Linked DNA regions of Homo sapiens: region 2 is linked to region 1. A link is an interaction called in ENCODE POLR2A ChIA-PET data of the cell type or tissue named here. Cell type or tissue: GM12878. All regions are shown on one strand.

Region 1 (4,000 bases):
CCAGCCAGGTGGAAAGGGGCTATCCACAGGTTAGGCAGCAGGTCCCTATAGGAGCCAGCCCAGAAGCCAGGCCCCCGGCCCTTCTCATACAGCCCTGCACCTGCCCATGAAGGGAGTGAGGCCAGGACAGACGCCTGTGAAGCTGCGCTGAGCACCGGGTCCAGACTTCAGTGAGGGGCTGCTCCGCCTGCAGCTGGAGGCACCCTCCTCTCTACCCTCCACAGAGACTCTGAACGCTCTCGGAAGGTTGGCCCCAGTGTCTGCACAGCCAGGAAGTCTGAGGTGGCACAAAGGAGCCACGCAGGTCTGCTCTCAAAGTTTCCCTCCTATCCTATTTCCAAAGTTGCCCCCAAGCCTCTACTACCTCCTGCCTCAAAGGCAGCAAGACCCACACCAATAAAAGGGAGTCTCCGCCAAGTGCTCAAGAGAACATGGAATGGGAAGGGGAACAGCCACCTGGAGGGGAGCTCACCAGGGTCCTGCAAAGCAGAAGATGCACACACCCCAGGACCCAGCAGCCCCTTCCAGGCGTGACCCTGGAGAGCCTCAAGCACATTGTTCGCCTGGGTGTTCACAGTAGTGGGAGTGACAAAACAGGGGAACCACCCGGCCATCTCTCAGAAGGCAAATGAGTAAACGGAGGTCCACCCACAATAAAATACTACACAGCAATTAAAATGACAGGGCAAGACTTCCATGTATCAGCAAAGATAAATCTCAAAATCATAAGGCTATGAAATCTCATACTCACAATGAAATGTCAAATGGATATATGAGACTGTTTACATAACTGCTGAAAACATACAAAGCAGTAATACATATATATTTTATGCATACATATGTGGTAAAAATTAAAAACATACAAATTGCACAAAACACCAACTTCTTATTTGTGACAGTAAATACCTCTGGAGGGAGTAGGATGGAGAAGAAATAGAGTGAGCTTTAGCTACGTCTATAATATTTTATTTCCTTAAAAAAAGAATCTTAAGCAAATAGAGAAAAATGTTAGCACCTATTTAACTTACACAGTAGAAACAAAGATATCTGTTACTTTTTTTGTTTTCATTTTTCTGTTTTGGCTTATTTTAGAATTAAAATTTTTTAACATCTAAAAAATATATCGTGAGAGGCAAAAAGCGGGGCTGTGTAATATAAATTAGCAGGAAAAATTCTTTATAATGAAGAGGCAAGAGAGTGGGCACTGAGGAGCAGCCCTGATAGACCTGATCTTCACATGTGTTAATTTGTGGGAACAGGACCACATAGGACTGGGAAGTGTTTCTTGTGGAGAATCAAGGAAGGTTCCTGGGAACAATTCAAAAGAAGAAAAAAAACCACACACACACACACACACACACACACACACACACAGAGAGAGAGAGAGAGAGAGAGAGAGAGATTCACTGTGGTGTTATTTATTGTGTGAAAAAAACAGAAACTCACAGCTCAGGTTACAAAAGAAATATGACTATAACGTATGCTACAGTGATATGAACAATAAGCTGGAGACAGGGCAGGGGCGGCGAGGCGGGGAGGCGTTTATGGCATACGCCACCGCAGGTGGGTCCCCTATTCAGTAACGTGAGTAGAGAACAAAATTCCCCTGCTCTATCCAAATTAGGCCTGCAAGAAACAAGGGCTCAAGGGAACGTGGGAAAATGAAGACGGTTTGTTGAATGAGATTTACAGCTTTCCACTACCTGGAGAAGCAAGTCACAAAGGGCTCTCCGTGGAGCCCAGGCACTGCACCCCAGCTGCCCGCTTTTCTCCAAGCACTTTCTCCTGCCCTTTTCTTGGACCCTCCCTCTCCCCGGGGCCCAGGGAAGGCTGCCCTAAGCACTGACTCCTCTCCTGGGGCAGTGAGATTTCCCTCTCATATTTCCAGGCTGGAACAAATCCCCCAAAGACTCCCGTAAATCAGGTCCAGATGCTGCACATGTCACAGAAAAAGGCTGAGAAGTCAACAGCTCCAGAAATCAGGAGGCGAAGCGGCAAGATCCCGTTTCATTTCCCAAGGCCCCTGCTTAAGACACAGCCTTAAGCAAAAGACACGTTTTCATTTTGCATTTGCCTTAAAATGTCTCCCAACTCTCTGAGAGCCACATCAGTTCTAAAATCTTCAACTGCTCACATTTCTTTTTTTTTCTTTTTTTTTTTTTTTTTTGAGAAGGAGTTTTGTCTCCCAGGCTGGAGTGCAGTGTTGTGATTTTGGTTCACTGCAACCTCCGCCTCCTGGGTTCAGGCAATTCTCCTGCCTCAGCCTCTCGAGCAGCTGGGACTACAGGTGCCCACCACCACGCCTGGCCAATTTTTGTATTTTTAGTAGAGACGGGGTTTCACTATGTTGGCCAGGCTGGTCTCGAACTCCTGACCTCAGGTGATCCGCCCGCCTCGGCCTCCCAAAGTTCTAGGATTACAGGCGTGAGCCACCGCGCCCGGCCTGTTCACATTTCTGATCAAAGCGAAAGCCACTCAGTCACTCAGTGAGCCCAAAGAAGAGACCAGTAAGCAGGGCCAGCCTACCTGGCAGTTTACATCCTCTGCAAACGCTGCTCAGCAAATTCAACTATGTAGCCAATCACTCTTCCCTCAAGTGAGTTTTAAAGGGTAACACCAGAGGGAAACGGTGCTCTCGGACAAGTCACGGGGGTGCCCACTGCCCAGCTGTGCACCAGGGGGCACCCCCACTGGGGTGGGGAGATTTCCCTCTCACATTTCCAGGCTGGAACAAGTCCCCCAAAGACCCCCATAAATCAGGCCCCAGGGGGCCCTCAGCGCTTGGAGACTCTGGCCACAGACGTCAGCAGTGACTGCCCAGGCCTGGCAGGTTCTCCAGGGCCTCAGCCCCAGGGCCTGGGACCAAAGCCCCACCCTGCACTGACCACAGGTTAAATTTGCCCTGAAACTGGGGTCAGCAGCAGAAACAACACGCCCCTCACCCTCCCAACCACAGGACGCAGGCTCGAAGCCTGACGAGGTGATTTTCAAAGTACCATCTGCTCCTGGGAAGCCATTCCCTGAGCCGGAAGCTTGTTCCTTTTCCCCTGTGAGGAAACTGGGGGCCACATGGCATCACACAGAGCCCTCTGCAGGCTCAGTCACCCTCTCACTCTTGCTCAGCACGTCCACGGGGCATAATTAAGTCTGTAGGCTGCGGGATCTCTGTGCCAAAACTGCTCTTTTGTTTCCCAAGGTGAAGCATCTGGAACCTGGGCATCCAGGCAACAGGCTCGCAAGGCCCAGATTCAGGGGCAGCCACCTGCGCCAGGCTGGGACCTGACACAGGGTGAGCAGGTGAGCCACTGAGCAGGACCATGAGGTGGCATGCTAAAGCTGGGCACAGCCACCAAGGGTGGGACACAGACCTGCAGGGCCTTCACGGGGCCAGGGCAGTGCCTAAGGGTCCACCTAGCACGCGTCAAGCACAAACAGCTGCGCTGTGCACATTCAGTCACTTAACGTCGCCCTCACACCAATGTTTTGGGGCAGGTGATAGGACTGGGCCCCTGCTACAGAGAGGAGGTGGTTCAGAGAATGTAAACAACTACCCCCCACCTCCCAGAAAGATGAGGTAGAGCCAGGATCTAAAGCGGCCCATCTGTAGCCAACACCATACTCATTCAAGAGACACACGCCCATTCCCACACCCGCTGCACAGGAAAGAGAAAGAAGTCAGACTCGGACCCTGTCCCCAACTGCCCCAGGCTGGGAAATTCACCAGCACTGCGGACAGAGCAGGGGATAACAGCAGCATCAGAAAGACCCATAAGGCCATAGGTTTGCAGAGGGAATGCAGTCCCTCAGCAAGGAGCTTCAGTCGGACTAAACCAGCAGAAAAGGCGGTTTCCGAGTACCATGCTCGCACAACAGGGAGCCGCCGACCAGGCCTGGAGATCCCTGTGACAGTCACGGCAGGACTGGGGCTGCAGGAGTGCAGAGCCAGGTGGGAGACAGCAGCGGGGTTCCCTACCCCACACGGCTCGCACCCACGAGCTCA
Region 2 (4,000 bases), 210 kb before region 1:
TTACCCACAGTCCTCCCTAGCACCTCGTCCCCATCCTCTGCCTTCACACCTGGGACTCTCTTCCATGCTGGGGGAAACCTTCAGATGAATTGATTCTCGCTGAGGTTGTGCAGACCCCAGTGCACAGCCCCCAACCACAACCCCTTCCCTCCTGGCAGAGCTCGCTCTGGAGCAGCTGGAGGTCCAGCTTGATGTTTTCCCAGGACAGTCAGAAATCAGACCCAGCCAGCCCACCCCCCTGCAGGTCCACTCTTTGAATACCAGATGGCGGGGGCAGGGGAAGTCTCCTTAAAGCAAAAAGGAATAAAATTTGGAGACACAGTTTGCGGGGAACCAGAGGCCCACTCGGCTGTGGCAGCCACTGCTTGTTAGTCCTGATCTTTGTTCCCCGCTCTTCCATAGGATATTAAGCCGAGCACATAGATACTCAGAATAAAGACTGCATTTCCCAGCATCTCTTGCAGCAGATATGGCCACATGTCTAGGATCTAGTCAACAGGTAAATGCAACATTAGGGACTTTTCTTACAGGAAGTGGTCATACCCTTTCCTTCCTTCCTGGTGGCTGGAATACAGGCGTAATGGCTGGAACTGAAACAGCCATTTTTGATCATGAAGTAATCTTGGGAATTAAGCCAAGTTTAGAGAAGAAACAAGACAGAAGCATACTGTGTGTCCCTGACCCCACGGAGCTGCCACACTGGCCTAGCCCACCGACATTTTGAAAGTTTTATGGAAAAAAAATAGCTTTATAGTTTAAGTTGTTTGTTATTTGGGACAAAGTCAATATGAAATAACACACCTTTTTTTTGTTGTTTGAAGTAAACTTTTGTTAGTTTTTTAAATAATTTTTATTTGTATTTCAATAGTTTGGGGGGGTAAAGGTGGTTTTGGGTTACATGGGTAAGTTCTTTAGTGGTGATTTCTGAGATTCTGGTGCACCCATCACCCAAGCAGTGTACACTGTACCCAATATATAGTCTTTTATCCCTCATCCCCTCTCAACCTTCCCCTACCCCAGCCCCAGAGTCGATTTTATCATTCTTATGCCTTTGCATCCTCACTGCTTAGCTCCCGCTTATAAGTGAGAACATATGATGTTTGGTTTTCCTGAATCACTTCACTTAGAATAATGGTCTTCAACTCCATCCAGGCTGCTGTGAATGCCATTATTTCATTCCTTTTTATGGCTGTGTAGTATTCCATGGTGTATAAATACCTTATCCACTCATTGGTTGATGGGCACTTAGGTTGGTTCCATATCTTTGCAGTTGTGAATTGTGCTGCTCCAAATGTGTGTGCATGTGTCTTTTTCATATAATGACTTCTTTTCCTCTGGATAGATACCCAGTAGTGGGATTGCTGGATTTAATGATCGTTCTACTTTTAGTTCTTTAAGTAATCTCCATCTGTTTTCCATAGTGGTTGTACTAGTTTACTTTCCCACCAGCTGTGTGAAAGTGCTCCCTTTTCACCGCATCCATGCCAACATCTGTTGTTTTTTGATTTTTAATTATGGCCATTCTTGCAGGAGTAAGGTGATATCTCAAAGTGGTTGAAATTTGCATTTCCCTGATGATGATTAGTGATGTTGAGCATTTTTTCATATGATGGAGGCTGTTTGTATATCTTCTTTTGAGAATCGTCTATTCATGTCCTTTGTCCCCTTTTGCATGGGATTGTTTGTTTGTTTTTTTCTCGCCGATTTGTTTGAGTTCCTTGTAGATCCTGGATATTACCTTTGTCGGATGCATAGTTTGCAAGCATTTTCTCCTCCTCTGGGGTTGTCTGTTTACTGTGCTGATTATTTATCTTGCTGTGCAGAAGCTTTTTAGTTTAATTAGATCCCATTTATTTATTTACTTTTGTTGTTGTTGCATTTGCTTTTGGGTTCTTAATCATGAATTATTCGCCTAAGCCAATGTCTAGAAGAGTTTATCCAAGGTTATTAGAGGTTTTTAGAATTTTTATGGTTTCAGGCTTAGATTTAAGTCTTTAATCCATCTTGAGTTGATTTTTATATAAAGTGAGAGATGAGGATCCAGTTTCATTTTTCTACATGTGGCTTGCCAGTTTTCAAAGATCAGAGCAGAACACACCATTTTTAAAGGAACAAATCCAATCTCCTCCAAGAAACATGCCCAGAGCTCTCCAGGTCAACACAACCTTTCCCACACCTCCACGGCCATCAGAGCATTGGTCACTGGGTGCAGCAAAGCACAGTTGGAGTGCTTCTGCTTGCAGAGTTCTTTCACATGCAGTATTTTATTCATTTTCAGAACAGTCCAAAGTAGGTATTATTGTCAGCATATAATAAAGGTAGGGGCTGGGCATGGTGGCTCACGCCCATAATCCCAGCACTTTGGGAGGTCAAGGCAAGAGGATGGCTTGAGCCCAGGAGTTTGAGACCAGCCTGGGCAACACAGTGAGACTTCATCTCTACAAAAAAAATAAACAGAATTAGCCAGGTGTGGTGGCATGTATCTGTAGTCCCAGCTACACAGGAGGCTGAGATGGGAGGATTGCTTGAGCCCAGGAGGTTGGGGCTGCAGTGAACCAATTGTGCCACTGCCTGGGAGACAGAGCGAGACCCTGTCCCCCCAAATTATAATATAATAAAAAGCTAGGTACACATTGCCAAGTAACGACATGGTAGCGCGAGTGGTGACTGGTTTTCTGGTCTGGAACACTCTTCAGCTTGAATCTAAACGATGAATGCCCGGTTCCATCTCCCTTCCTGCCCTGTGAGCTGGGCGGGCTCATCTTAGGCTCAATGGGGCCTGATTCAGCTTTGATTCCTCAGGGCTGCGGGCCCCACCCACAGCAGGTGCTATGTAAATTTGTGCTGAATTGATTTGCTGTAACTGCAGCAAGGATTGATTTCTTCTAAGCTGCATTTCTTGGTTTGATATTCTCTTAAAAAGAGAAAAACTGCAAGGAAAGAAAAAAGCTGTCCTTTCAGCTGAACCCTTGGCCTGCAGGTAGCCAGGGCTTGGCAGTGTAGGAGGGATTGATCTGGAGGCCTCAGAGACTGAGCAGTGTGGGAGGGAGTGCTCTGGAGGCCTCAGAGACTGCAACAAACTGCTGAGAACCCAGAGCTGTGGCCACAGGAGGTTAAGTGTGGAAGGGACCCTGCAGCCAGGAAGAGCCTCTGAAGCTGGGGGCTCAGAGGTCCAGAGGATTCCACCAGCCCCACTCAGTGGTAGGGGAGACATGAAGAGCTTCAGGGAGGCCAAGAGAAGAGCTGGTTTCATAGCCAGGCTGTTTTGCAAATGTCACTTCATTGAATCTCACAGCATTTCTCTGGGGTTGGATGGCAGGCAACGCCATTTTTTTGATGGGGGATGGGGGATGGGGGATGGGGAACCGAAGAAGGAGAATTACAATGAATTCTTGCCTCCTAGCTATGAGAAAAAGCCACTGCCCCAGATGTACAATGCCCCGTGGGGAGACAGTGACCTGCCGAGTCTAACTCAGGAAAGAATTAGCTGTCCTCACCCCCACATTCACCCAGCGGCTCTGCACTGGTTTCAAAGGCCACCAAGTTCACGCCACACAACAGTTCTTCAAGGACCGAGGCAGACATTGCCCCTTTCGACGGAAGAGGAGCCTGAAACCCAGAGAGGGGAAGTGACTTGCCCAAGGTCACGCGGTGCCAAAGCTAGAGCCCGATGTCCCTCCTCCCACTGCCTGCAGCTCCTAGGTTGACAGTTGATCGTGTGCTTGCCAGTCTGCAAACCCCTCATGCTGCCTTTCACTGTGCCCAGAACGGGAGCCACAGTGGGGAGGAGAGGGTGGTGACAAGCTGAGCCCAAGCCAGCTATTGGAGAGTCCATGCCCCAGGAGTATCTCAGGATCACGGACTGCTAGAGCCAGAAGGACCTTGCAGAAAGTGAGGACACTGAGGCCTCAGAGGGGAGGGGACTTGCCCAAGGCCACACAGACAATGCCCTTTCTCATTGTTATGACAAAGAAACAACCAAACGGTGAGAAGGGGTGTT

The links. Peaks named below come from ENCODE experiments on the same cell type or tissue, not always from the same donor. Only the 100,000 strongest peaks of a DNase experiment are listed, where the experiment ranks them.
Region 2: POLR2A ChIA-PET joins it to region 1 with 5 read pairs; 2 of 35 experiments call an interaction of 5 or more read pairs at or near these places.

Annotation. Positions count from the first base shown.
Region 1 is chr3:195,251,355-195,255,354 of GRCh38, forward strand. The region is part of intron 1 of XXYLT1 (xyloside xylosyltransferase 1); the gene reads right to left. Among named protein-coding and RNA genes, the nearest start is that of XXYLT1, 18 kb to the right of the region's middle. RefSeq lists a silencer at 492-541 and enhancers at 1,361-1,410, 2,200-2,987. In GM12878, no CTCF peak of the experiment used is centred here; a DNase peak (open chromatin) is centred at 1,549; H3K27ac peaks cover 2,160 bases.
Region 2 is chr3:195,036,595-195,040,594 of GRCh38, forward strand. No RefSeq gene overlaps it. Among named protein-coding and RNA genes, the nearest start is that of XXYLT1-AS1, 56 kb to the right of the region's middle. In GM12878, no CTCF peak of the experiment used is centred here; no DNase peak of the experiment used is centred here.